Linked DNA regions of Homo sapiens: region 1 is linked to region 2. A link is a contact called in ENCODE Hi-C data. All regions are on one chromosome and are shown on one strand. Each heading gives the region's core, a stretch centred on a gene start or an enhancer-like site at or near the end of the contact. The rest is flanking DNA. Distances are from core to core; before and after follow the strand shown. Region 1 holds the start of DTNB-AS1 (DTNB antisense RNA 1). Region 2 holds the start of ITSN2 (intersectin 2).

Region 1 (4,057 bases), core at 834-3,333, 1.1 Mb after region 2:
AGTGGAGTCAGTGTCTCAGTCGTCGTCAGTAATTTTGTTAAGGAGGCTGGCACAGCCCCAGCATCCAGAAGCCTAGTCGAGACTGCAGGACATCTATAGTTAGCAAAAGAAGTCCTCATTTTCATGCACATTCATTCATGACATGAGGTCACCCCAGCACCCTGAAAGTTGTTTCAAGCAATTAAAATCACTCCAGACACACAACAACAGAGAATGAAAGAGCAGGAAAATGCAATGGTAGCCTGGCTAATCATGCACACTTCAATGCGCACAACAGATGGGTACTTACAAGCTCTGGTTTTAAGTAAGAACATGCTCTACTGGGTAAACATGCCTTGAACTTTTAGGCCATTTTACAACACCATGGGGAGAACCGCTGGGGGTTTTACACATAAAACCCTCTTCAGAGATGATGTGCGGGGAGAAGAGGAGAAACATTTATATGAGGAAAGGAAGAACGTGCAAAGGAGCGAGAGTCCGGCGGGAAATTCCGAAGTTCACTTACTGCCTGCTTTTGCTCTTCCTCCTGGAGTGTTGAAGATGAAAAAAAAAGGCAGAGGAAAAAAGGAGAGAAATTAATGCCCATTAATGCCCATCACCACAAACATTGGTCAGAAATGATAGAAAAATCAGGCAAACCAGGCCAGGCCCACAGGTGCTGAGATCAAAGGCCCCATCCCCCACAGGAGCATCAGAGGACGAAGCAAGCAGCAGGCCTCGGCCCGGTGAGTGATTCAATGCTAACTCCTAGAGCTAGAAGGAAAGAACCTTAGAAACCACCTCGCCAACATTCTTACTATAGATCAAACAGGCCTAGAGGGCCTGACCTGCCTAAGGTTCACATAGCTATTTAGGGGAATCTGAAAGAGGAAGTGCAACCATGACTTGAAATTGTAATAATAATTCTATATTCATCATTCACGATATTCACATGTGTTTAGGTACATTTATCGAGGCAAGTGGTTTTTGATGCATGGAACACAGACCAGCAGCATCGGCATCACCTGGGAACTTGTCAGAGATGTAAACTTTGTGCCTCACCCTATCCCCACCAAACCGAAGCTCTAGGGGTGGGCCACAGCAATGCGTTCAATCTTGTCTCTGATTCTGGTGCATACAAGTCTGAGACCCACTGCCCTCATCACTTCCCAACTAGCAATTCTGCCCACTACAGGTTCTTTTCTTATTTGGTCCCCTCTCCACACTAAACATGTTGGAACTGTATCCCCGTCTACTTGCTTTCAGGCACAGTCTTTTTTTTTTTTTTTTTTTTTTTTTTCAGTGAGTCCCATACATACACAACTTCCCCCAGTAAACTGGAAACTGTTTGGAGACCCTGAAAGGTCATTCAAAAAAGAATTCTTGACCTCAGTTTTTCATTAATTCAATACAGGTTTATTTAGTCCTCTTATGCAGAAAGCACTGGAAACAAAGAAATGGTCTCTGTCATCTAAATCAATCTATCTATCTATCTATCTATCTATCTATCTATCTATCTATCTATCTATCTATCTGTCTGTCTATCGACAGAGTTTCGCTCTTGTTGCCCAGGATGGAGTGCAATGGTGCGATATGGGCTCACTGCAACCTCCACCTCTGGAGTAGCTGGGATTACAGGCATGTGTCACCATGCCCGGCTAATTTTGTATTTTTAGTAGAGATGGGGTTTCACCATGTTGGTCAGGCTGGTCTCTAACTCCTGACCTCAGGTGATCCGCCTACCTTGGCCTCCCAAAGTGTTGGGATTACAGGTGTGAGCCACTGCACCTGGCCGGTCTCTGTCTTTTAGAACCTTATGGTGATGGAACACAGAGCAGGCACTTGCTGGCTATTAGCTGACTGCCCAAATGAATGCACTATCAGACACTGCAGGAAAAAGGATAAAGAGAACACTTTCAAGTTTCTCTTTCTTCAGTTCTTTGCTACTCATCTACTCTGTCTTTTAATGGGCCTCTTCCACTTCCTCCTTCTGTGCCTCACCATGGGTCACTGTGGTCAGGGAGACTCAGCTCTTTGGCCTAGTATGTAAATCTAAAAGCTGTGCAATGGTTCTATTTAAATTGGAACAATTCATGCAGCCAGTCTTTACTGAACATGTACGTGCCTAGGAAGTCTCAGGAATGGGTAAGTGCTCCTGCTCCCACACAGTCTACAGACCTGGGTGCAATGGTGAGAAAGACCTCAGTAAAGCAAAGGAATTACGAAAGGGAGAGGGTGAGTAAACACTTGGAGAACATAATTTTTATTACTGCAAGGGACAGACAGGGACTAGAAATAAATGGGCACCGAGAAATCTCTTAAGGAGACTCCCAACTCAGCATGGGAAGGTGCTCTTCACAATCAAAGCCAGATGCTGGATGCCTGACCAAAGCCAAACTCACAGGAGCCTAGGCACAGAGCGCTGAACACTGGCTCTGGCAGCGGGAAGGAATTAGAGCGCTTCTGCTTTTGCACCTGCTTTGCAGTTAGGAAGCAAGCTCTCTTCCTTGCCAGACTTCCCTTTGGGGCAGGACACTTTTCTTATATTCTTGAGGCAAGGCAAACAGTCATAGGACAGTTATTAAACAATTATAAAATGTGTTTTCATTGCTGGCACTGTGTTGAAGTGGAAAGTGCGATGGTTGGGGAGGGATGGGGCAATCCTAACAGGCTGAAATTGTATCCGAGGTCAAAAGACCAGTATGTAATTTCTTAGAACTGTTTCTAAGACATCTCCCTACTTCCACAGTTTTCTCCAGGTTTGGTATTAAAGAGAACACTGCTGTGGCTCAACAGAATAGGGAAATTCAGAAAGCAATGTTTCATACTTGGACATCTGGTGATTGCAATTTAAGTTTGTCAGAAGAGAAACCGTAATTTGCAGTAGATATATCAGGTTAGGCTGGGGACAGTGGGCAGGGCAGCGCTTCCAGGACTTACAGGCCTTCCATGTGGCCTGGTACTGGGGAGAGAATGGACTTTGGCAAAGTGTTATTTAGGATAGTGTTGTATAATTTAAACTCACAAAACTTATTCAGATAAAGCCCTTAAGGCTCTGTCAACACAGTAAACAGGTCAGATCCCAGGTCTGAGAACCTCTGTGTTATCAACTAGTCAGGTGGGGTCACTAAATATTGACTGATGACAAGGGATAGAGCCAACGTGATTTAAAAGGGGGTAATACCTTAATTATAAAGTGTAAACTTAGAACTGCTTATGTCACCTAAAAACATGTGAGTCTCTTCCACATGAATGAGGTCTGGCAAGGTGGCCAAAGCAATGACATAGCCACTGTAGTCATTTACATAAAAATTTACACTCAAACTAGATAAGCATTTGCAAATGAGGTTGAAATTCAAAACTGCAGAATTCATCTGGTAAATGTAAATGAGTTTCCTTTTCTCTTCTTTTTTTTTTTTTTTTTTTTTTTTTTTTGAGATGGAGTCTCACTGTGTCGCCCAGGCTGGAGTGCAATGGCGCGATCTCGGCTCAGTGTGACCTCCGCCTCCTGGGTTCAAGTGATTCCCCTGCCTCAGCCTCCTGAGTACCTGGGATTATAGGCATGCACCACCACATCTGGCTAATTTTTGTATTTTTAGTAGAGGTGGGATTTCACCATATTGGCCAGGCTGGTCTTGACCTCAGGTGATCCACCTGCCTCGGCCTCCCAAAGTGTTGGGATTATAGGCATGAGCCACCACGCCTGGCCTGGTAAAATGAGTTTCAAAAGCAATATCAGACAAATGGAAAATGAAGTAGAACATGGATTAGAAACACCAACACATAAACACTTCTAGATTAAATAGGAAGTTTTTTTGAGGTCAGTAATTAATTAATACTCATTAATCAGGTAAAAAGTATAAGGGAAAGATATGTAGAGAAACATGAATGCCTGAGTGTCAGTCTACATTATGTCATTAAAAAGAATAAAGGGTGGCTCACGCCTGTAATCCCAGCACTTTGGGAGACCAAGGTGGGTGGATCACCTGAGCTCAGGAGTTCGAGACCAGCCTGGCCAACATGGTGAAACCCGTCTACTAAAAATACAAAAATCAGCTGGTTGTGGTGGCGGGTGCCT
Region 2 (4,114 bases), core at 1,476-3,975:
TTTACAAGTAAATACAATATGTAAAAATGCTACTTAATGGACTAATATGTACTTTCACTCATTCACTAAACACATATTTTTTACTGAATGCCCATATAACTTTTTTTTTCTTTTTTTTGTTTGAGACGGAGTCTCACTCTGTCGCCTAGGCTGGAGTGCAGTGGTGCGATCTCGGTTCACTGCAACCTCCGCCTCCCGGGTTCAACGATTCTCCTGCCTCAGCCTCCTGAGTACCTGGGACTACAGGCGCACGCCACCATGCCAGGCTAATTTTTTGTATTTTTTAGTAGAGACAGGATTTCACCTTATTGGTCAGTCTCAAACTCCTGACCTGGTGATCCGCCCTCCTCGGCCTCCCAAAGTGCTGGGATTACAGGCATGAGCCAGGGCACCCGGCACATAGATAACTCTTTTTTAAATGTATGAACCAAGATGACTCTACCAGATAAGGCACAGGTGCTGCAGTTAAAAGGATCTTGGTTTGAAACCTGGCTATTGTACTTACTAGCTCAGAGACCTAAAGTAGTCAAACTTCAGGTTAACATTTCACTTACCTTTTTGATGGGAAGATAATAATTACTCCTAGGGCCTTAGTGAGCTTTAAATGATTATGTAAAACACTTAGCATAGAGTCTAACATGCAGTTACGTGCTCGATAAATGACAACCATGGTAAACATATTTTATACTGAAGAAAGTATAGTTGAAGGAGACAGCCAATATGTGACCCTTTTGTCTTACTAAAGATGGAAATTTGTGAAACTCTACATTAAAACTAAAAATCCTAAGGTTACATGATTTTCTACTTTTTAAAAAAGATATACTAACTACATAAGGTTAAAGGATTTTTTAAAATAAGAAAGAAAAAAAGAAAAGCTTCTTGAAAGCTGCTGAGTTTGGGTGATGGGTACATGCTATTTTTGTGAAAATACAAATTTTTTAACACTATTAATCCAATCCCCAAAACATGCCTAACACACCTCCTCATATTCAGGAGAGATCAAGATTTTAGCCTTGAGATGTACCGAACAATGGTAACTCCCTGCTTAGTAATTCTGTACAGGTCAAGTTTTCTTGGACGAGTTTACCTTTCATTACAAAGGTGGGCACAGGGAATAGTTATCAATGCATGGAAGGGTGAAAAAATGCAAGCTTTTCAACTGCTTATTAATATTACATCAAAATAGCAGCAATGCACATTTTTTCCACGTTTTCAAAAACATAAAATACATCCACTTTATTTACTTTTGAAATTACAAGAGAGTCACAGGCACAGCCAAAAAAAGCTAAAGGAAAACACATCAGAGTTGTCAGTATCTTTAAATTTGGAAGGACGTCATTATTAATTCGCGTAAATGTTTTATGCGATGTTTCTAGGTAGCTTTTAGGTTTTATCACTGATTAACAATATAGCAAACCAGCACAGGGAGAGAGGCAATTTTTCGAAACGCTTAAGAAGCTTTAAACTACAAGAGCTATGCTACCTAAACTGAGCTCACTAACAACGTAAAATTTCAAGTCACACCTTGCCTATTTCTGAGTAAGCAAGCAAACACTAGTGAGACAAACTAGAAGCATGGAGCAAAGCAAGTCATTTCTATGCTAACCTTAATTCCTATCGTAAAGGGGTTGGCTCCATCAAAAAATATTCCTATTTCAGTATTAACACAAGTTTCAAATAAAGCACACTTGCCATTGGTAATTCTAGAGCGACAAGGCGCATAATTAATAAATCCAAACGGAGCATCTTTCTATAGAATACAAAGCCATCTGCAGTTTCAGCCTCGGTTTACCCACTCACTATGCATATGCAGACGTCTTTAAAAATAAATAAATAAATACACAAATAAACTTTATCTGGCCTGAGAGATTACATCTCTCGGTGCTTCCTGTATATTCTGGAAGTCAATAACGCTGAAGGTAAATTTAACATTTCCAACTCCGGAGGAACGCGAGCGGTAGACGCCAAGCATCCGCCCACTGTCCTCTCGTGACTCGGGCTACTTTGACGCACCGGGATGCGGCTCACCTGACATTCGGCACCAACCCTTGCCAGGAAGGAAAACCAACTCCGCGAAAATAAAATGGGTCCCCGAGGAGGCGTGCGGGTGCCCCCAGAGCTCTCTTCTGCTCACACCCCGAAAGCGAGGGGGCCACGCCACCCCCGACCCTCGCCGGCGTCCGCCACCTGCCAGACGAGGCCGCGGCCAGGGACCCGGGCTCGGCCGCAAGGAAGGGGCAGCCCAGCCCAGGCCCCCTCGGCGTCTGTCCCGGCCCGGCAGCAGAGGAAGGAACCCGGGGCCGGAGGTTTCCGCCCCGCACGGCCGAGCCCGCCAGGGGCCTAGCTCGGGGGCCGCCCGTACTCCCGAGGACCCGTCCCCATCGTGCGGAGCGCACAGCCGCCTCAGCCCGACCCGCAGAGCCTCCGGGCAGCGGGCGCGGCGCCCGCACCTGCCCCGCGCCTTGCTGCAGCCCCGCTAGCGGCTTCACCCACCTGGCGCCCTCGCCGCGCCTCCCGCTCGTCACAGCGCGACTCCGCGTCCCTCAGCACCGGCAGCCTGGGCGCGGGCAGGCGCGGGGAGACCCTGCTCTGCCGCCGTCGCCGCCACTGCAGCTGGCTTGGTCGTCAGGCCGCCGCCCGCGAACCTGTTGCGTAGCCTGTCACAGCCGCTCAGGGCTCCGCCGGCGCCGCCTCAGCCCCACAACAACATGGCGGCCGCGGCCTCCGCAGGAAGCCGGGGGGCGGGGAGGTAGGCGCCGGGCCGGGCAGCTGACGGCCCGCCCGCTGCCGGGCACCGACTCCCCACCCTCCGGAGCCCGAAACTGCCCGGGCGTGGCTCCTCGCCCCAGGAGTTCCGGGGCATTGAACCCTGAAGGTCTGCTCCGAGTCGGTCGGGTCCGAAGCGCTCCTCTCTGCCCTCGGGGAGGCCCCGAAGCCCCAGACCTGGCAGCCCTTCCTGGAGTTGCACAGACCCACCTGGCTCCTCCTCCCCGAGGTAACATGCTGAGCTTGGGTGGTGCTTTTCCTGCCACGGCAGACGCCGGGGTTTTGGAAAGTCCCAAGCAGTGCCTGCCACATCCCTGTTGCACCCACCACGGGGTTCTCCCTGGAACCTTCTCACTCGCCGAAGTTTTCTCCACTGATCTGGGGGAACGAATTCTCTGGGAATTGGGGGGTGGAAGGTGGGAAGGAGGTTGATCCCACCCTTGCCCATGGGTCTGTTACAGGCCTCTTGAACCCTTCTCAGGGACCTGGAGGACTTAACCATACCCTCGGTCATCCATTCACCATTCCTCGCCCTCCTCCATAACACACGCGGAGCGCCCACGAGGAGCACCCTCTACGCTAGTCACACTCCGCCGAGCAGTAGGAAGACTCTGTCCCCATAGAGCATAGCACGACGAAGCTAAACTTTCCTCCCCACCCCTCGCCAAGGGACAGGCGAAGCTCCTACTCAGAATTTGTCTCTTTTCTCCCCTCCCGGTTCCTGGTCTCCTCACAAAAGACCAGACTTCAACTCAAGCCGCCACCGTATCCCAAAACCCCAAAGGTTTGCCCTTGACAAGAAGCTTCTTCAAGGGGAAAGGCTTTCTTTTGATTGGGGTGAGGGAGGAGTTAGTGTTTCCTAATGAACGTAACCAAATGTCGGCCTGGCACAGTGGCTCACGCTTGTAACCCCGGCACTTTGGGAGGCCGAGGCAGGTGGATCATCTGAGGTCAGGAGTTGGAGACCAGCCTGGCCAACATGGTGAAACCCCGCCTCTTCTAACAATACAAAAATTAGCTGGGCGTGGTGGCGGGCGCCTGTAGTCCCAGCTACTCGGAAGGCTGAGGCAGGAGAATCGCTTGAACCTGGGAGGCGGAGGTTGCAGTGAGCAGAGATTGCACCACTGTACTCCAGCCTGGGCGACAAGAGCGAAACTCTGTCTCAAAAAAAAAAAAGTAACCAAATGTAAGACTCAAGATTTTTGGATATAAGACCCAAGATTTCTTTTTTTTTTTTTTTTTTTTTTTTTTTTTTTCCTGAGACAGACTCTCACTCCGTTGCCCAGGCTGGAGTGCAGTGGCGCAACTGTGAGATCTGTGCTCACTGCAACCTCCGCCTCCCAGGTTC

The links. A loop is a pair of places that touch in the nucleus more often than their neighbours do. Pooled maps may share reads with other maps.
Region 1: a map with no recorded cell type shows a loop between it and region 2 (4-fold over the local background). The contact joins the promoter of DTNB-AS1 here to the promoter of ITSN2 in region 2. A Hi-C loop is called at or near these places in 4 of 37 single-sample maps with no recorded cell type and 5 of 50 pooled maps.

Annotation. Positions count from the first base shown.
Region 1 is chr2:25,419,010-25,423,066 of GRCh38, forward strand. DTNB-AS1 (DTNB antisense RNA 1) reads left to right here and starts at 2,084. Exons shown (of 3, transcript NR_183382.1): 1 at 2,084-2,214. DTNB (dystrobrevin beta) reads right to left here. Exons shown (of 21, transcript NM_021907.5): 16 at 506-526. RefSeq lists an enhancer at 337-1,016.
Region 2 is chr2:24,357,811-24,361,924 of GRCh38, forward strand. It overlaps ITSN2 (intersectin 2), which reads right to left and starts at 2,726. Exons shown (of 40, transcript NM_006277.3): 1 at 2,494-2,726. RefSeq lists silencers at 2,140-2,539, 2,550-2,599, 2,610-2,909 and an enhancer at 3,010-3,159.